Regions from separate parts of the Mus musculus genome. Here all the other regions are linked to region 1. The links are chromatin loops, found by intact Hi-C in ENCODE. Cell type or tissue: heart. All regions are shown on one strand. Region 1 overlaps Gm1070 (predicted gene 1070). Region 2 overlaps Rmnd5a (required for meiotic nuclear division 5 homolog A). Region 3 overlaps Rmnd5a (required for meiotic nuclear division 5 homolog A). Region 4 has its middle 19 kb from the start of Gm38827.

The links. Peaks named below come from ENCODE experiments on the same cell type or tissue, not always from the same donor. Only the 100,000 strongest peaks of a DNase experiment are listed, where the experiment ranks them.
Region 2: it touches region 1 in a loop (2.6-fold over the local background); 15 of 42 quality-filtered maps call a loop at or near these places.
Region 3: a loop joins it to region 1, with 2.0 times the contacts of the local background. A loop is called at or near these places in 2 of 42 quality-filtered maps.
Region 4: it touches region 1 in a loop (2.4-fold over the local background); 14 of 42 quality-filtered maps call a loop at or near these places.

What each region holds. Positions count from the first base shown.
Region 1 is chr6:71,300,167-71,305,166 of GRCm38, reverse strand. It overlaps Gm1070 (predicted gene 1070), which reads right to left. Exons shown (of 2, transcript NM_001357905.1): 2 at 2,287-5,000. The coding sequence ends at 4,458. Among named protein-coding and RNA genes, the nearest start is that of Gm1070, 8.9 kb to the right of the region's middle. In heart, a CTCF peak has its summit at 2,904 (motif pointing left); no DNase peak of the experiment used is centred here; H3K27ac peaks cover 456 bases.
Region 2 is chr6:71,389,671-71,394,670 of GRCm38, reverse strand. Rmnd5a (required for meiotic nuclear division 5 homolog A) reads left to right here. Exons shown (of 9, transcript NM_024288.2): 8 at 1-46; 9 at 1,483-5,000. The coding sequence ends at 1,546. Among named protein-coding and RNA genes, the nearest start is that of Cd8a, 19 kb to the right of the region's middle. In heart, no CTCF peak of the experiment used is centred here; no DNase peak of the experiment used is centred here.
Region 3 is chr6:71,420,930-71,425,929 of GRCm38, reverse strand. All of the region lies in intron 2 of Rmnd5a (required for meiotic nuclear division 5 homolog A), which reads left to right. Among named protein-coding and RNA genes, the nearest start is that of Rmnd5a, 17 kb to the left of the region's middle. In heart, a CTCF peak has its summit at 2,614 (motif pointing right); no DNase peak of the experiment used is centred here.
Region 4 is chr6:71,170,157-71,175,156 of GRCm38, reverse strand. No RefSeq gene overlaps it. Among named protein-coding and RNA genes, the nearest start is that of Gm38827, 19 kb to the right of the region's middle. In heart, no CTCF peak of the experiment used is centred here; no DNase peak of the experiment used is centred here.

The DNA of each region.
Region 1 (5,000 bases):
GTGTCTCCCCAAGGCTTGCAAGCATGTGTTTTCCCCAAACATGTGGCAGGTGTCTCTCAAGGTATGCAGATTTGGGCAGCCACAGGAGCCAGCCCACACTTCACTTTCTGCCTTTCTACCTTGCCCATGATTATCCTTTCTGGATAATGTCAACATTTTTAGTCCTCTTTTTATCTCTGGGAGGATAAAGGTGAGCTCATCTCTAGAAGTTTCCTTTTCCACTGTTTTGAGGCCTGACTGACAGAGTCTTGTGGGGCTTTTAACTTTCCAAGAGCTACATTCTAATAGGACATTTTACTTTTGTCATACTTGGTTGTTGTGACCAATACCTGGGAAGGGGTAACCAATACCTGGGAGGGGGCTGCTAATGTTTTTCATTATTGTTGTTATTTGTTTTGGTGAGGCATGCATGCCACATTTGGAGGTCAGAGGACAAACTGCAGGAGTTAGTTCTCTCCTAACTTTGTGGCCTCAGGGATTGAGCCTAAGCAGTCAGGTTTGGTGGCAAGCACCCTTCCTACCAAGCCATCTCACCGCCACAGGAGGAATTACTTATTTTAGTTCATGGTTTGGGAAGTCTCAGTCTGTCATGGTGGAGTGGAACAGTTCACACCATGGGAAACCAGGAGTAGAGCAGAGCCGTTGAAGGGAAAGGACCCCAGCAGGGTGGAGACTTTGGCCTAATCCGTCAGCGGATGCATCCATCCATGAGGTCAGAGTCCCCTGATCCAGGGTGCTCCAGGAGCTACTGACGAACACCAGAGCTCTACTGAAGAAGCACCTCACGATTCAGCCAGGCTGACAATGGAGGTTAACCACAGTAACTCCTTGAAAAGAAAAAGCTTAAGGAATAATAAAAAAAAAAAAAACATAAGCAAATTACTCTCAGAAAGAAATGCAACTCTTACCATAATAGAAAGTAAGTGTTACTTCGGATAGGAGGTGGCTAAAAGCTTAAGTCGGAGGAGCTGCAAATAGTTCTAGAGCCGGTGAAAGCCACAGCAGCATCCGAGATTTTCCCTTTGGAGGCAGAGGAGGGAACTGCTGGCCAGTGAGCAGTCCTCTCCTGTGTCACTTAAGTGGATGATCCTATACCTTACTGAAGGGACATTTGTGAGGAGCAGTGGGCTCTACCTCAAAAGACCTAAGAGTCATGACCTGGTTCTCCCAGACACCCAGGGTTGACACATGGGGATGTGATTGACAGCCTTGCCTATCATGCTAGGGCATCTATAGGGACGCAACATAAAAATGTTTCTTTGCTATGGGCAGTGGTGGTGCACACTTTAACCCCAGCACTCTGAAGGCAGAGGCAGGTGGACCTGAGTTTGAGGCCAGCCTAATCTACAAGGCAAGCTCCAGGACAGCCAGGGCCACATAGAGAAACCCTGTCTCAAAAACAACACAACAGAAGAGGAGGAGAGGGGGGAGGAAGAAGAGGAGGAAGAGGAAGACAGGAAGAAGAAAACGTTTCTTCACATGAACTGAAGGATAAGTCTGGCACCAGGCACACACAGCGGATACACGGTCTACATTAAGATGGATCATGTTAATTGTCTTGTTGTGGGAGCAGACAGGGCTACAGCATTCAGTAGGTGGGCCCAGAGGTGACAGACATTCCCTGTTACTTCCAATAGATGTCCAGAATTGAGTTCATTTGCAATCTTCGCTCCATGTTTCTGCCCTCCCCCTTTTGCACATTGTGTTTATCACTGCAGTATCTCGGTGTATAGCCGTAGGACTAGAATCCTAGAACATTTGTGTGTGCACAATTCAGGAGAGAGGGCATGTGTGTCCCACAGTAGGTGTTCATCTTCACTTTGAGACAGGGCCTCTCTTGTTCATGGCTGCATATGCTAGTCTAACCGGCCTTCTTAAAATTTTGTCTCTACCTCCTGTCTGGTACGAGTTCTGCACCTGACTTTAAATAGGATCCGGAAATTCAAACTCAGTTCCTCACTCTTGCACAGCAAGTATTTTGCCAAGTCACCTCCCCAGCATTCACTGTCTAAATAAACAGGTGATGTTCTCATTCAATTTTTATGATTTCTTAACTGTCAGAAATGGTTTGTCTAATAGCACGGTATCAGTCAGGGTCAAGTCAAAGCCACAGCAGTGATTAAAGCAGAGAAAATTAAATACAAAAAAGTAATTAATAAAGAATGGTGGGCACAAGAGGACTCTTGGGCAGGGTGTGACAGGTCTTCTGTAAAGGGCCAGGTAGCAAGTTATTTTGGGCTTTGTGGGCAAGAGTCACAGGCAAAGAAATCACATCACAACACAAAAAACAGTCATACACAACATTTTTATTGGTGAAATCCAAGATAAAATGAATGCATGTTTTAAAAAAACTTTGTGTGTTGGGGGGTGGGGGGGTGAGTACATGCCGCATGTGGAGGTCAGAGCGCTAGCGGGAATGGGTTCTCTCTCCTCCCGCCATGAAGGACCCAGGGATGGAGCACAGGTTGTCAAGCTTGGCAACACACACTGAGCCAGTCACCAGGCCCACCTGTACAGGCTCTGGAACGCAGTTCAATGAATGAAGACATCTGCACTTTGTATACTTGAGATTCAAATGCTACAACTGTCAGATCCAGAGCACCGAGCAGGTGGCTGGCTGTGACCTACAGGTGGCAGTTGACCTGCCTGGGGCTGGGCTCCATGGGTGGGGCTGGGGAGGCATAACTCAGAGCGGGGGAGCCTGAGGGTCCTTTCCCCAACCACTCAGGATTTACACTCTGCAAAGAGAATCCACCAACAAAGCCATTTGCTGAGGCACATAGATAGGCAATAGGTAGGACCTTTTCCCTAGCAACTCCCTGTTTTTGTAACTAAGGGCACACCAGGGAAAGGGAATGTCCCCCTTTCCTGACTCTACAATAACCTTCTACCACCCTCTACTGGAAGAGTTTAAAAAGCCAAGTGGTCCTGTTTTGAGAGATGATAATTTGACACCTGGGGCAGGACATTTAACAGAATGATAACAAGTAATTTCCCTCCGCTCTGTTTCTTGACAAATAGCAACGGGAAAAGTCGCATATGAAACAAAATTCTGCATAAAGCCAGCACACTGCAGGCGTTAGCTCTCTCCTACAGTGTGAGTCCCAGAGATCAAACTCAGGTTTAAGCCAGGCTTGGTGGCAAGCACCTCTACCCCAAGCCCTCTCACTAGCCCCTTGAAGGTTAGTCTGTCCCTCACTGCTGTCCTTTACCCATCAAATTCTTGTGTCCTGAGCCCACTCGTACCAGATACTCCATGTCTTTCTGGAGTTCTTCTGTGTGTTTATTTAATGCCTATTTTCAAGACTCTAATTTTTATAGATTTTTATAGCAAGGCCTTCTGCTTTGCTTTTAAATGTTTTGACATTTAATTTTGCTTGTTTAATAGCATCTGGCTAATGTATTATAAGACAGTTCTCGCTTGGTGGGCATGGTGGTGAACACCTGTAAGCCCAGCTATTATTGCCAAGACTGTTTTACAGAGCACATGTCGATCTGCTTTTCATAAACCTCAGTGAATGTTGGGTAATCCTGCAGCCTAAATTTTAGCCAGACTAGGTGTGGCAGGGCACTTCCTTTGGTGGCCCATCAGAAGGCAGCTCACGACTGGGGGTGAGATGTAGCTAAGTGAGAGAGCTCTTGCCTAGCAAGCCCAAGGCTCTGGATTAAATCCTCAGCTTGGAAAAAAAATGCAGCCCAATTAGTGCAGATCACAATTCTTTTCTTGTCTTCTTTTGATCTTTATCATTATTAGAGGGTTGAGTGGCAGCCAGAAGACCGAGTGAAGGACAGAAGCATCGCCAGAGCAGTAGCTATGGCAAAGGTGGCAGCAGCTCTTGTTGCCGTGTTTTCCATAGTAGCAATGATGGTAAGAACATGGCTCAAATTCCCAGAGTGGCTAAGGGCAGAAACAATAGGAAGCAGAGGTACTGGAAACAACAAAAAGCTGTAGAAGGGCAAGGAGGCCCTGCTCACAGGAAGAGCTTCAGGGAGATGCCAGGCGTCTGAATACGCCCGTCCCCAGGACTGTAGCTCTGGCCTGTTAACAGGAGCCGAGCATTCAAATGCAAGGCCTGCTGGGAAGCTGACAGCTACTATCTACTCCCATTAGCTTCTGCTCTGAGCCAAGGGCTAGGGCCTCTGATGATTAACGCCTGGAGCAGAACAGTATCCAGCACCTAGATCTTGCTGGACTGACTGGCTTCTACAGCTCCAGGCACTCAGGCTTGTGACTGAAAGTCCCTGTGTCTGTCAGCACAGCCCAAAGGCCTTGCACACTAAAGGGTCTGTCACTGCCAGTACCAGGAGAGCAACCCTGTGAAGACTCACAAGTGCTACACCAGCAGAGTAGATGGGCCACAGCCGCTGGCCTGGCATCTAATTGCTTTGAGGTCATTTAATCCACCCTTACCAAGAGAATCAACACACTGACTTTTGGGACCCGAAATGTGCAATCATCAGTAGCGACTGCCCAGGATAGCTTCGTCCCACAAATCCCTCTCCTCCGGCCCCTTCTGCTTTTGGTGGGACCGGCGCCTGCCTTTGGTGGAGTCTCTCCCATCATGGTGGTTCTCCTTTCTGTGCTTAGACTTCTGTGTAGCCACTGGCTCTGCTGAGACCTTCCTTCTGCTGAGGCTGTCTTCCGTGCGTGAACCCCTCACTCTGTAGAGTTTCCCCTTGGGCATCCCTGGCTCCCAAGTGGTGGCTTCTCCTTCCCCCTGGAGCCTTGTCCTCTCCTTTCTGTCTTGACTGATTGGCTGGTTTTTCAGACTGTGTTTTAGAGATTCCAGTCTTTGTCTGCAGTAAGGTACCTGGTTTTCCACTGTCAGCCTTTTATAGGAAGGAGAGGATCTGAAGTCGTTTCTGAGCCAGAATGGTAGCCCCCGCATGGCTCCAGGGCTGCCACTGTCTCTCTTCTGGTGAACGGAATCCGCTGCCATCTTTCTGAAGCAGACATTTGGATGTAATCCTCTGGCTTTCTGCTTTCTAATGAAATCTTC
Region 2 (5,000 bases), 90 kb before region 1:
ATATTATATCAAGAGACGCCCTGAATAAAATGTTTAATGGTAGCAAGTAAGTGTCTGACTTCTTAAGCATTAAGTAGATCTGTCTTGCAGGAAGTAAGATGTAATAAGGATAAATGAGTGAATCCAAAATCTTTTGTATGTTTGTTCGTTTGTTTTGTTTTCCGAGACAGGGTTTCTTTGTATAGCCATGGCTGAGTACTGGAATTAGTGTGTAACACTGTGCTCAGCCATAACTATATTTAGAAATGAGTTTTCTTAACTAGTCATAGAAAGTGGATTGCATCTAATCTCTTTGGTTAGTTTAGCCAGCTCAAGGATTTGAAAATTAGACTTATAAATGTACTCGGATCCTTGTGTGGCCCTCTCTCCAAGGCTTAAGAATTGTCTTCTGTGCATATCCTTCTCCCTTCTGGGTTTCGCTTCTCTCACTTAGAGCATTATTGTGGAGCTATTTTTATATGCTATTTTTATATTTTTATATATCACAAAAGAGCCGTTTGTGATTGTTGTTAAAGTTACAGAGGAGCACGGTATGGTGGTGCATGCTTCTAATCCCAGCGCCTGAGTGGTAGAGGTAGTAGGACCCAGAATTCAAGATCATTCCCAACTATATAGCAAGTTAGAGGGGTCATCTTGAGCTACATAAGATTGTCTCAGCCTACTTTTACTGCCCTTCCCACCAGTGTAGACTACTCTGCAGTGTGGAAATACCATTATTTAGCCATTTCTTCTTGGTGAATACAGTGCCAGAGTGTGTTGTCCATATGTGATAATTGCTACCAGTGTAATCGTGGTTCAGCGTGCACAGACATTTGTAAATTTTACAGACAGCCCAATTTAAAACAAAACAGATCTCAAAGGTGTTCTGGCTTAGGTAGTTAGGCTAGTCTTCACTGATGTTTGTTCTGGCCTTATTGTGGGAAGACCCTTTCCTGGGAGGTCTATCGCTTGAGAGAAAGTGTTTATAACCTTCCCAGACCACACAGAAATCCTGGCAGTACAGATCACTGGTGACTGTGGCCACAAGGAACTAGCGCTCTTTGTCACTGAAAGCCGTGTGGGCTGTTCTTAATGCAGGCTGGTAGATCACAATAGATTGGCTGTTCTTGAATAGATTACACAGCCACACATTGGAAATTCATCTAGGGACAGGTGCAATGTAAACCTCGGTAGGCAGAGATTAGATTACTTCTAAAGCTCAAGAATCAGTTTTCAAAAAATTGTCTTTATTTTACCTGCAAAACAGTTTTCACCGATTACTAAGTATCAGAGAGGCTCTCAGGTTAGGGTCTGATTTAGGTGGTGTTTTCTGTGACTCCTCAAAGCCTGGCTGACGAGCATAGCTGATCCTCCAGGCAAAAGAAGCAGTTCAGCTTTGCTTGCACGTGTTGCAGGTGTGCATACAGGTGTGAAAGTGTACTTTATAACTGTGCTCAGTACTGATACTATTCTTTGTCTCAATCTTTTCTATTTTATATATAGATTAAAATGTCCATATTGCCCAATGGAACAGAGTCCAGGAGATGCCAAACAGATATTTTTCTGAAGAATGAGTTTGTTTGCAATTTGTAAGTGAAACTGAATTATGGGTACATTCAAGACAAGAGTGTTCCATTGACTGCAGCTATCCAAGGACCGCCTGTTCATAAGCTATGCTCCAGAGGCTGCCGATTCACTCGTGTGCACGGAGGGGGTGCTCCAGATGGGAATCACACAGGGCTTTCTTCACTCTTGGTCTTCGTTTCTGATCAAGTAAACACCAGCAGTTGTCATTCAGTGCAGGTTTTTGTACTTCTATATGGTGATTTTTTTACTTAAAAGCAGAAACAGAAGTTGACCTTCCTGACATGTGTTTAATATTCCTCCTGCTTTTACAGATTCTGACGTTTTCTTGATAATTGTAAGCTTGAGAGTGTTTGTGGAAGAACTTACTTTCTTCTTATGTATACATAATTAAATGAAAAGTCTTCATAGGAGTTTGACAAAATGAATTGTGGTTATAAAACGAATTTGCTTTTTTGTTGTTTTGTTTTTCTTTTTTGGCCTAAGGAAGAAAGCTGTGATAAATTTCAAATTTGCATAGCTTTTCAATGTTTTGCTCTGCTCCCGCTCTTGCTTCAGAGTCGGCACACTCACCTGCATTTGAGTTCTGTCTATAGCCCAGCAGGCTGCCTGTTTAAAATCCCATCATGAATTTAACAGGCTGATGTGAGAATGAAATAGATATTACTGGGGTTTTGTTGTTGTTTGTTTATTTGTTTTGCTTTTATTACCAAGAGGTGCTTTTTAATAAATGGATATTGAAGTTAGGGTGTTACTAATTTGATGTATGGTTTCACAGTCTAGCATACTGTCCTTTGACATCTGCCTTTAAGACTTGGCTGAGTGTCTCATTAGTTTATCATCACAGATACGCAGTGTTATGCATGTGTATAGAAGTGTGTGCACCAGCATCAAACATTGTGTGTGTGGAAGGGAAGAAGCCTGTCCATTCTAAACGCAGTTGCCAGTCTCATCACTTCAGGTCCTTACGGGCAGGCTCTAGCAACTTTCCGTGTATGGACCTCGTTTTTTGCTGTTTTGTGTTTAATTAGTATATTGTTCATGCCTCTCTTCTGCAGTGTCTCATCTCATAGACTGTGAACCTGTATATTATTCAAATGGCTACAGATAATGCTCTTTTCTTTTGTGAGGTCTCTTCATTTAATGCACTGCCCAGAAAGAGCCATGTGTAAGAGTTGTTCTCTGTTTGAGGAACTAACTACATGGAAAAGACTTCTGACTTAAACCCATGAAATACTTCATCTTGAGAAGAGTGCTATGTGGAAATCACCAAATATCTCGCAACTTTATTTCATCTGGTGTAAATCTGAACATCAACATAGGAAAACTGTCATGAGAAAATGAAAAAGCATAAACACAGAAGCAACGAGAAATGTGACTCTTGTTATTTTAAACCACAGACGGACTTGGGTTAAGGGAATGGGGACGACAGCTTTGGTGCTAAGTTAATCAGAAATTGCGAGCATGCACAGTGGTATGCCAGCCTGGGTGATGCTTTCCTAGGAGAGCCGGTATTTGCTTGTAAGGGAAAGAATGGTATTGTAGAAAAACCCAAGAAATGACCACGTGGTCAGTTTCATGGTGATGGCTACTGTGTACTGTGTAGGTTACCTGGGTCAAGACTGGTCCAGCTTAGAGTGCATGCTCTGTTCATACTCAGCCTAGCTCACAGTGACTTGTGCTTCACTGTCAGGATGCTCTGTAAAGTTCCTCATCCCTGTGAAGCAGGGAAAGAACAGAGGTGCCTCTGGACTGCAGGAGAAAGGCGTCGTGCCAGGCAGTATCCTGTGGAGGGAGGAGGGTGTACGTTCGTTTACTATGGATAGTTTTTCCTTTGAATTAAATTGTAGCGTGTCAGGCTTTCTTTTTTCTTTTCTTTTCCTTTTTTTAAACTTTGTTATTCCTAAGCCAAATTTAGTTTTTAGGTTTCTTTTTTTCTCTATAACTTATTCTTGCCTTCCCACCTCAAGCGTCTGTATAACATTTAGACTACACATAAAGTTTATGTGGTACAGACATGCCCTTGAGGTTGGTGGAAAATAAAAAACAAGACCCTTCACACAGTTAGCTCAGGCCATTTTAAGGACGAAGGCTCTGCTGGTCCTCCTGTGCTGGGAATCTCTTTGATGGCCTCTTGTGAAGCTCATGAAACTTTAACAAGTGTTTGACCTTACAGCTTCCTCTGGGAGGTCGTGTAGACCCAGTGGGCAAGCAGGACAAGGGCCCAGAACTGAAACTTGATCTTAAAATTTACCATGGAAATGAGGTCTTAGGCTCTTCTTTAAATGTGTGTACTTTTATCTGTGAGAGACTGACTATAGCAGAAGCGGATTCAAAGAAGACAGACCTTGACCAAAGATGCTGAAATACAGTGTTGGGATCCTTGTACTCTGGAACCATGCCATCACTGATGTCATGCTCATGCTACCTAGCATGCAGGAGGATGCCATCTGTTTCTTTGAGCCTTGTTAGAGAAGGTAATGCTAGAGGAAGACTCAGTCACACAGATAACAGGCATTGGAAACAGCCGCACTATGGCTTCTTTGAGACCCTATTTCCTTTTCTGGTTGTGGACAAGGCTGCCTTAGGACTTTGCTAACCCAATAAAACCTTTAGATTCTGGTGAAGCCAGAGCCTCTCCACAGTGGCTAAGGTTGTTGTTGATCTTTTTCTCCTTTGTGTGATCATCACAGATGCCATTTCTGTTTTATTGATGATTATATGAGACTTTTAATACATAAATGAACGGGTACTGGTGCCTCTTTATTTTTAAAAATTTGAAGAAAAAGAGCCACCTCATATTCATAGAGTGTGTATTTTGTGAGTGTGTGAGCATTTGATTGGAAATAAGAAAGTTATTAAGTAAATTTTTCGTTTTACTTTTTCCACAGCAGCTAACGTGTAGGGAGACATTAAACCCACACCAAATCATGAGGGGCTGAGGACCCCCAATCTTCTTCTCTAGGTCGCCAATCCCACAGGCTGTACAGCTCAGTTCCCTATGTTTATGCTGTGTTGTTCCCACCTCAGTGCTGTCAGCCTTTGGGACAGTGGCTCTCAAAAGCCAAGAGCTCTTGGTTTATCTGCACAGTACAAGCTGCTGGTAGACTACACTAGCCCTCTGGTTTCCCAGCGCAGCCTCTCATACAGTGGACTGACAGCCTGCACTCTGTTTAGTCAGCCGACTCAGGTTATCTTCAGGGAAGGTATGGAGGCATGGTTTGTTTCGGTTCATCTCCAGGATGTATACAGTGAAGACAAACCAAATACTTTTCACCATTGAACTATCTGTACATTATCTTTGGTAACACTAGACTAGTGTAGTCTTGGGGAACACACCGAGGAAACATGTAGCGAGAATCACATACAAGGCTTGGTGTTTCATAAGCATGCCTGCTGACAGCTGTATGTGGTACTGCAGTGTTTACCATAAACAG
Region 3 (5,000 bases), 120 kb before region 1:
CTATGTTGCCCAAAGAGGAAGCTGGTTTCCGACTGGATATTCCTAGATGTTGTGAAAAGGCTTCATGTATATATGAGGAATCTGTGTAGGCTGTTATTACATAAGACTCCTCTAGCTTGTTAAGTCCTACATATTTAACTTGAACTTGGCAAATGTATGCAAGCTCTGGGAAACTTAGGGTCAAGGTGGGGTACATTCAGGTATTGGTGTTAAGCAAACAGGATAAAGCCGAAATCATTGTGGTCCATGGATTGTGGGTACCAAGGCAAGCCGACCAACCTGCAGACTGGAATGCTGTCTAGTTGCCTGTGAGTGCTGTTTTATGGATACTTGCTCCTCCCAGAAAAACAGTTGCCTCCTTAGGAGCAGGCTGTATTTGTTGTTTTAAAAAGCATATCAAAAATGTAAATGAGGTAAATACCTAATAAAAATATTAAAAAAGAAAAAAAAACAAAAACAAAACAAAACAAAAGCATATCAACAATGAACAGTCTAAAGTAAAAAATAGAGCTTTCAGCTCTGTGAACAGGAATGAGTTTGTAATTTCTACAGATTCCAAACATAGGATTTTGAAAGAGCTGTAGAAGAAAAATTATGACCTTTCTTTAAGGGAAAAGGAATTTAAAAAGATTTATTTGCCTTTATTTTATGTGCATTAATGTTTTGCCTGCATATATGTCTTAAGGTGCCAGCTCTCCTGAAATTGGAGCTACAGACAGTTATGAGCTGGATGTGGATGCTGGGAATTGAACCCAGGTCCTCTGAAAGAGCAGCCAGTGGTCTTAACTGCTGAGCCACCTCTCCAGCCCTAAAAAGGCAACATTTAAAGGACTAGCCAGGCAGGCATCATCTATTAGGTGTGTATGTGTATTTGTACAAACAAGACCCAAGTCATTCCAATTTGCAGTGGAAACTTCAGGTTAATCGTTGCTTCCTTTCTTGGAAGACTTAAAGGAATGGTAGCTTAAAGTCGAAGTTGAGGTTAAAATCCTTTCTTCCAAAAGCCTGTGTTACATCTAGTGTGTGTTTCATATGCTTGTGATGTTTTGTTTGACAAGTGGGTATGAATGAAAAGTGTTTAGTGTATCTTTAAAGTTCTAAGTAGTAAATTTTTACCTTTAATGATTTAAGGTTTTTTTTTCCTTTTTACTGTTATTTTTTTCTGAAAATGTAAGCAGAGAAGTTTATATTATCAAAGGAATTTTCTAGCTTTTTATCATTGTGAATTTAAAACATTGAAGCTTTTACTTTAATGTGTTACCTATTAAAGTATTTTAATCCTTGGATTTTGTCAAAATTTTTTGTCTTTTTTTTTTTAATTCACTTATTTTTAAAAAAGAAATGGTGTGTTAGACTTTAATTTTCTTTCTTTCTTTTTTTCTTTTCTTTTCCTTTTTTTTGAGACAGGGTTTCTCTGTGTAGCCCTGGCTGTCCTGGAACTCACTCTATAGACCAGGCTGGCCTCGAACTCAGAAATCCACCTGCCTCTGCCTCCCAAGTGCTGGGATTAAAGGCATGCGCCACCACCGCCCTGCTGTTTTTAATTTTCTACCTCCTACTTTTTAGAAATTGTATTTAGAGGGGGTGAGGGAGAGTAGCTAAAATGGATAGTGAATAATGCTGATTATGGGATGGACCCCCCAGGTGGGGCAGTCTCTGGATGGTCTTTCCTTCCGTCTCAGCTCCAAACTTTGTCTCTGTAACTCCTTCCATGGGTATTTTGTTCCCCATTCTAAGAAGGAGCGAACTATCCACACTTTGGTCTTCCTTCTTGAGTTTCATGTGTTTTGCAAATTGTATCTTGGATATTATGTGAACTAATCAGTACCCCCAGAGCTGTGTCTCTAGTTGCATATGTAGCAGAGGATGGCCTAGTTGGCCATCAATGGGAGGAGAGGCCCTTGGTCTTGTGAAGATCATATGCCCCAGTACAGAGGAATGCCAGGGCCAGGAAGAGGGAGTGGATGGGTTGGGGAGCAGGGCAGGGGGAGGGTATAGGGGACTTTGGGGATAGCATTTGAAATGTAAATGAAGAAAATATCTAATTAAAAATGCCTTAAAAAAGAGAATAATTTTAGTAACTGATTTCTTATCCTTTATTAATGAGGAAACATTTACTTTTGGAAGAATAAATAACCCAATGTTTGCTTGAGTTACTTACTGTTATTTAAAACATTATTCTGGGCCTGGGGGTGGGGTTGCAAGCTCAGCGTCAAATGGCATGTTGAGCATAGGCACAGTTCAAAGTCAACCCAGTATGAAAGCATGCATAGATAGATGCATATAATTATGAATATTCTTATTACTACAGAATTTCTGGTAATGTGCCATTAATGATAGTTGAGGTTTTAGAGATATTGAAAATATACATAATGATGAGGTGGGAGTGTAAAAAACAAAGCAGATAAATTTCAAAGGATAAGAAGATTTCAATTTGTAAATAAGTCCTACTAATCAATAACAAAAGAGATCCATTTTTTAAAACAATACAAATTCTAAACAAAGAAATAAAATAGGTCAGGATTATAAAAGAAGGGTCCTTTTGGTATTAATAAACAATGAAATTATGAAGAAAAAAAGTTTTAACTGTGTTGCCCAAACTGGTTTTCTGCCACTAGGTGGGGCAGCTACATTGGAGAAGCAAAATGCTGATGTTAAAGAATGATACTATCAAAAGTTAAGTAGCTAATATTTTTTTAAATAACTAAGGTAATTATTTGAATTCTATGTCAGTATAACTACTTTCAAGAATAGATAAAAGACAATGCAGCAATTAAATCCCGTGCTTAGCTTACAGCGACGGTTGAGATGAATTGGGTGAAGCTGAATACAGACTGACTTTAAAGTCAGTGTGTGGTGAATGCATCCTTCTGTGGTAGAGAAATGTTATTAAAAAGAGAAAAAAAGGCATTAAGAAGAGTAGATGATTGTCTCCGATTAAGAAGAAAAAGCTAAATTGAGTTCTGAAGAACAAATGTAATTTTTTTTTTATATTGGAAAGTACTTTTTAAGTTAGTGAAAGGGAATTGGTAGCTGACATAAATATATAGGATATAAAGAGAAAATGGTGATTAAAAGGCAAGGAAGGCATTCCCTAAGAATGAAATAAAACATACCAAACTACTCTCCACCCCAAATAACTAAGAGTAATAAAAAAAAAAAAAAATGCAGCCTGCCATGGTGAACCTTATTTAGGTGCAGTAAAGTGTAAAGTAGCTTGACCTTCGTGGTCAGGATGGAAGGTCTTTCTTTTGAAATTGCATGGATATCAGTAGGAGCTGCTATAGTCTCTCTTTCTTGTCTACTTGGGTCATAGTACTTTTCTGAGGATGGACCTTTCCCAATCAGATGTGTGCACTGTGCCCCAGACATTTTCCAGTTTTCCCCCAGGTGTGTATGTGAGGGGGCGGGGTAGTTGTTTATTAGAGCCTTAGGGAAGGGAGTGAGCTGGCTAGTTTTATGTCAGCTTGACCCAAGCTGTGGTCATCTGAGAGGAGGGAACCTCAACTTAGTAAATGCCTCCATAAGATCAAGCAGCAGGCAAGCCTGCTGGGCATTTCTTAATTAATGATTAATGGAGGAGGGAACAGCATATGGTGAGTGGCTGTGCCGGTTGAGCAAGCCGTGCAGAGCAAGCATCAGCTCCTGCCTTCCAGTTCCTACCCTGTTTTGAGTTCCTGTCCTGACTGCCTTTGATGGCACACTATGATGTGAAGATGTAAGCCAAATAAACCCTTTCCTCCCCTAAGTTGCTTTGGTCATGGTGTTCCCTAACAACAATATTAACCCTAGTTAGAACAGGGAATCTGGGAGTGTATGAGGTCGGAAGGTGTCCTAGGAGTGGGGTAGTGGTTCTGGAAGGAATCTGGTCTGAGGTGGGAGACAAAGCACAGGTGCCAAGAGAGGAGGGAGCATCTCTGAAGCATTATCCCCCTGCCCACCACTTTCCTTAAAACCAGCTTGCTTGAGTGAAAAGAACTACTCCCTATAAGAACCCAGCATCCTAACAGCTAGATGATCTGTGGTTCCTTGCTTACTGAACATAAGCACTGGTGTGGAACCACACTGCCTCTGCCCCTCATAGCCTGAACACCATTTTCCGTACAGAAGCTGAGTGGAGTTTTGCCTTCTCTGCCATCTGTTTTATATCTGCTCTAGGTTATAAGCCTTACGTTTTTTTGTTTTTGTTTTTAAAATAAAATTGTTTCAAACTGAATGAAGCTACATTAATTAAATGATAACTGTTTATTAAACTATAGTGCCGACCACAAAAGAAAGCCTAGTAGTCGGGGCTCATAGATTAGGGCCAGAAGATTTCTCTGGACTGGTGTATTCCCACTTCATGTGATCACGAAGGTAGAAGATGGAATACTGGGCTTGGTCCAGCACCTGTGGCACATTAGGCCAAAAAGCACAAAAAGACCTATACATTAAGTTGTGCAAATAAATCTGGGCTGTGACTGGATTCAAGTGGTGTGTGCACGCATTTATTACCACACCCAGTTTAAGTGATTTTGAATTAAGGAATTTGTTGTGGCGTTTTGTGTTTTTGAGACACGGTTTCTCTCTATAGCCTTAGCTATCCTGGAATTCACTCTATAGACCTGGCTAGCCTCAAACTCTGAGCCACCTGCTGGGATTAAAGGTGGGTACCATCACCACTTAGTGAATTTGTTGGTTTTTTATGTGCTTGTTTTGTTTGCATTTTCTAATGGCTCAGCAGAAAAACAAAGTGCAAAGTGAGCAAGACTAGTGACCTGAGTTTGATCCCTAGAACTCGTGGTGAAGGAGAGAACTGGATGTGCCGTGGTGAGAAATTATCCGCCTGTTTTTACAGTCACACCATATACACATAACAACACTGATAAAACTTTAATAAAAATTTGTGCTTCTAGTGGAGATTATCTTACATGTGGCATCAGAATCGGCGGCGGAAAGGACTGACTCACCTTTTGCAGGTTAAATATTTACTTTGGATGAATATTGGTAGAACACTTTGT
Region 4 (5,000 bases), 130 kb after region 1:
GGCCAAAAGGGGACGTCAGTTGCTTTAGATCTGGAGTCACAGGCAGTTGTGAAAAACCCAGTGTGAGTTCTAGAAAGTGAAGTGTCTTAAGTCCTGGGCATCTCTGCAGCCCTCCTCCATTCATCTCTTGGCTCAGGCATTGAGGCATTGCAGTTTTTGTCTCTAGACATTCTGAGAGATGAGAGCCGTAATGCCTCTCAGAATTGTCCTGTCTCTGTGCAACATGTTGAACATATGGATTTTGAGCAGCTGCTTCGATGTCTCTGTCTTCTACCATCTATATCAGCTGTGGGAAAGCAAAACCAGCCACATTTATCCTTATTATGTATTTGTTTTTCTGCTAATTTCTGACCGGATGCATATAAGTATCAACATTGGATAGTGGATACATTTTTGTACTCTCATATATTCTTGGCTTTTATCCTGGGATGCAGCATAAGGCACCTTTGTATCTTGCTTTTAACTTCATAGGCAGGTCTGGGGAAGTGCTTTGCCTAGGGCTGATTACTCACAGGTGTGACTGTTGACCAACCACAAGACTTCTGTATTAGTCTGGGTTCTCTAGAGTCACAGAACTTATGGATTGTCTCTATATAGTAAAGGAATTTGTGGATGACTTACAGTCTGCAGTCCAACTCCCAACAATGGTCAGCAGCAGCTGTGAATGGAAGTCCCAGGATCTAGCAGTTGCTCAGTCCCACACAGCAAGCAGGCGACAGGAGAAAGAGTGTAGAGTAGAGAAAGCGTAGTGTAGTCTGTAGCTACTGTTCTTCCCAGGCCGTAAATGCTCCATCCTCACTTTTGGGCAGCAGCACTGCTCCTGATCTTGTGTGGTACTCTCTAGTTCCTTTGGTTGGTCTTCCTACTAATTAAGGGCACCTTCTGAAGGACTCTACCCATGCAGTGTTCTCCTCTCCAGGACACTGCCCACTCACTCTAACTCATTCTTCCTGGATTCTCATTTTGTCTCAAATCAGAATTCACCATAGTCTGCACAAGTCCTCAAACTGTGCCAAGGGAACTAGAAGCTCCCTTGAGACAATGAGCTAAGCTAAGCCTCAGGTTCTGGTCACTTACTGAAACTCTCAGAGGTCAGTGTTCTACATGACATCATGTCTGGTGGCTTGGAAATTGTTCTCTCATGTATTTTGTGAGTTCTTTGCTTTCATGCACGGAATTTTATTTTGTCTAGAAACAGTAATAGTAGTAGCAGCAGAAGCAACGGTGGTTGCAGCAATAGCACAGGAGTAATGGTAGTGGCAATAATAGTGACGGTGGTAGAAGTAATGGCACAGTAGTAGCAGTGGTAGCAGCAATAGCATGGTAGTAATAGTGGTAGTGATAATAAAGTGGTAGTGGTACAGTAGTAATGATGTTAGTTAGTAATGGCATAGTAGTAACGGTGGTGGTAATGGCATAGTAGTAATGGTGGTAGCAGTAATGGCAGTCATGAGAGTGTTTCCTATTCTCCACTCCTCCTTACATTATCTTCAAATGGCAGCAATTTTATCTCTTCCTTTCCAATTTTCCTCTCCATCATTTCTTTTTCTTGCATTATTATCTGCGGAGCCATGATGCAACAGTTAATGGTGCACTCTTTGTCTTATTCTTAATTTCAAGTTTCCTTAATTTGAGGTGATCTAGGCTTGCAGCCCCTTTGCTTTGTTCCCTTTCACTGAGATCACCAGTTCAACGGACACTGCTTCCTGTGCTCTTTGGCTGCTCCCTAACTTGGCAGATACAACCAGGTTGTAAATATCCATGGTCTTTGTCAAGATAACCTAACTCTTAAGGGAGAGCTCAGCTTTTCTGGGAAGAGGTAGGACAGACAGTCTGCAGGTGTGAGGTTCGAAGGTCTTTAGCCATCTTTGTCAAACCTGAGATGACCTTGCGGTGGAAGTGGCGGCTCTGCTTTGGGATCTTCAGAGGCTTCTGATTAAGTGCTGATTTCAGGCTAGCCCAGTTCCAATCACAGGAGTCACTGCTCCGGTTGCTTCTCTAATCTCAGGGAGATTAATTAATGATCCAAGGCTCCCAGCCAGGTGGCCAATGGTCACAGGGCTACTGAGCCATCTATGGGGGACAGACACACAACCCAGAACAGGGCTCCTGGTCACAGTTCATCATTGCTCCAGCGTGGAGGAGGTAGCCACGCTGTGTGTGTGTGTGTGCGTGCGTGCGTGCTCTCATCCCCAGCCCTAACTTTACCCAGTTAGGCTAGTACATCAGAATCAGTTTGTCACCTGCTCTTAGGCCCTGCCTGTTCTGGTGTAGTTGTTTATGGTATTGTGTAATCACCACTACTGCTGCATGCTATGTTCATGTTTATTTTAACTTTTACAAGCCAAGTACTTTGGAAGATAATAGTGATTCATGAAATTAAAAGCCGTTGAAGGAGGGTAGGTATATTAGCTTGCTAAAATGACCCTCTCACCTTTCTGCCCAGATCTCCTCACTCCTCTACATCTCTACTGTCACTTTACTGGAGACAACAGATACCAGTAACAAAGCGAATAGGTAGCAGGTCCCCAGACCTAGATGGAGGCACCCACAGATCAACTTTTACTTTCCTCGTAGATGGGGCCTTCTGAATGAAAATGGAATGGTTCTCCTTCCTGCCACTTTCTTGCCCACAGTGGCTTTCCCAGCCTCGCTCTCATCACACCCATCCTTTCTCAGACACACCCTGAGCCAGTCACTGGGGCGGTTGGCCTCCACATCCCTCTGGTTTGCCTATGTTTTTCCTTTTGCAAATCCTACTGAAATTTCTCTTTGTCCACACAGTAAGCTCCTATTTGTCCTTCAAGATCGGGCCTGGAGACCTCTGCCTCTGCAGACATTCATGATTTCCCTTGTGCCTGTTCCTGCAAGCAGGTCACATGTGTGAGAACCCAGTGTCACCATCCAGCTGCTGCTCCTGTGATAGTTTCCAGCATCTCTCCTTTTACATTGACAGTCACCTGCTGAGACACCTCGAGTCCCTAGCTAACAGACTTCTTGGTGCCAGGATCTCTCATCTAAAAAGTGAGTTATCTCAAAACGGGCATTGATGACCATACATCCTGTTCCCCATTCCTGTCCCTTACTCTCCCTTGTCCCCAGGAAGGTGTACAGAGACCCCACTTCTGCCACATGAACTCGGATTCCTCTCTTCAGAGTCTCTGCCATGTGTCTGTCCTGGGACTGGGCCCTGAACTCCCCTGTCATGCTGTTGCCTTTCTGTCTTCCTGTCTATGGCAATGATAACTTTTATAATAAACTCCTTACTCCCATTTGAGGGTCCTTCTTGACTCCTCCTCTGAAACCCTCCACATGTATTTCCTCTCTGTGCCAACAGCATCCCTGATTCATCTCCTGCTCACTGAGGATGGAGCTTCACTTGATGAGTGAACTAAACTTTTTCAAAACCTCTATCACCTGCCTATTACCTAATAATAATAATATTACCATTTGGGATCCTGAAACTGCTGCCTAGATTGAGATGTTCTGATAAGGACACATCCTTTGAAAATACCTTTTCTAAGAGACTGCCACCACCAGTCTACAGGACTCTGAAAGAGGAACAACCGAATTGTATAGAAACCTTCAGATCGGACCCTTCTAAGTCTTCTGTAACTTTCTCAACCCAACCCTCCACCCAAATTCAATAAGCAGAGAGCATCCTCAAACTCATGGTTCTCCTGCCTCACCCTTCCCCCACGTGCTTGCATGACAGGCATGCACCAGCATGACTTGTATAGAAATTAGGATTCTAGCCATTTGGTGGTTTTCAGCTATAGGCACACCTATCTTCATTACCTTTCTTCTGTCTTTCTACCCTGGATCATTCTTCTCCATTCTGCATCATCTTTACAACTTATAAGACATTCATGAAAGAGCCTATACTTTTAAATTTAATGTTCATTTAAAAAGAAAAAAGAGAGGGGCTGGAGAGATAGATGGCTCAGCGTTAAGAGCACTGGCTGCTCTTACAGAGGTACTGAGTTCAATTCCCAACAAACACATGTTGGTTCACAACTATCTGTAATGAGACCCAATGCCCTCTTCTGAAGGCAGCTACAGTGTACTCATATAAATAAAATAATAAATAAATCTTGGTTTTTTTAAACATCACAACAGACTCAGCTCTGTTTTCTCCCCTGCTTCCCACCATGCAAGCATCTGTAAGGCAGAGGCCGACCGACACATTCAGCTCCAACTCCCCATCCTCATGGGCAGCATGCTGTAAATGTTTCATGCATATCTGGTCAGTGACTCACATCACAAAATAGTCAGCAGTGGATAGTCACCAGCGGATAGTCACCAGTGGATAGTCAGTCAGCAGTAGATAGTCAGTCAGCAGTGGATAGTCACCAGCAGATAGTCAGCAGTGAATAGTCACCAGTGGATAGTCAGTCAGAAGTGGATAGTCAGCAGTGGACAGTCAGCAGTGGATAGTCAGCAGTGTATAGTCAGTCAGCAGTGGATAGTCAGCAGTGGACAGTCAGCAGTGGATAGTCAGTCAGCAGTGGACAGTCAGCAGTGGATAGTGAGTCAGCAGTGGATAGTCAGTCAGCAGTGGACAGTCAGCAGTGGATAGTCAGTCAGCAGTGGATAGTCAGTGAGCAGTGGACAGTCAGTCAGCAGTGGATAGTCAGTCACCAGTGGACAGTCAGCAGTGGATAGTCAGTCAGCAGTGGACAGTCAGTCAGCAGTGGATAGTCAGTCAGCAGTGGACAGTCAGCAGTGGATAGTCAGTCAGCAGTGGATAGTCAGTCACCAGTGGACAGTCAGCAGTGGATAGTCAGTCACCAGTGGACAGTCAGCAGTGGATAGTCAGTCAGCAGTGGATAGTCACCAGCAGATAGTCAGCAGTGAATAGTCACCAGTGGATAGTCAGTCAGAAGTGGATAGTCAGCAGTGGACAGTCAGCAGTGGATAGTCAGCAGTGGATAGTCAGTCAGCAGTGGATAGTCAGCAGTGGACAGTCAGCAGTGGATAGTCAGTCAGCAGTGGACAGT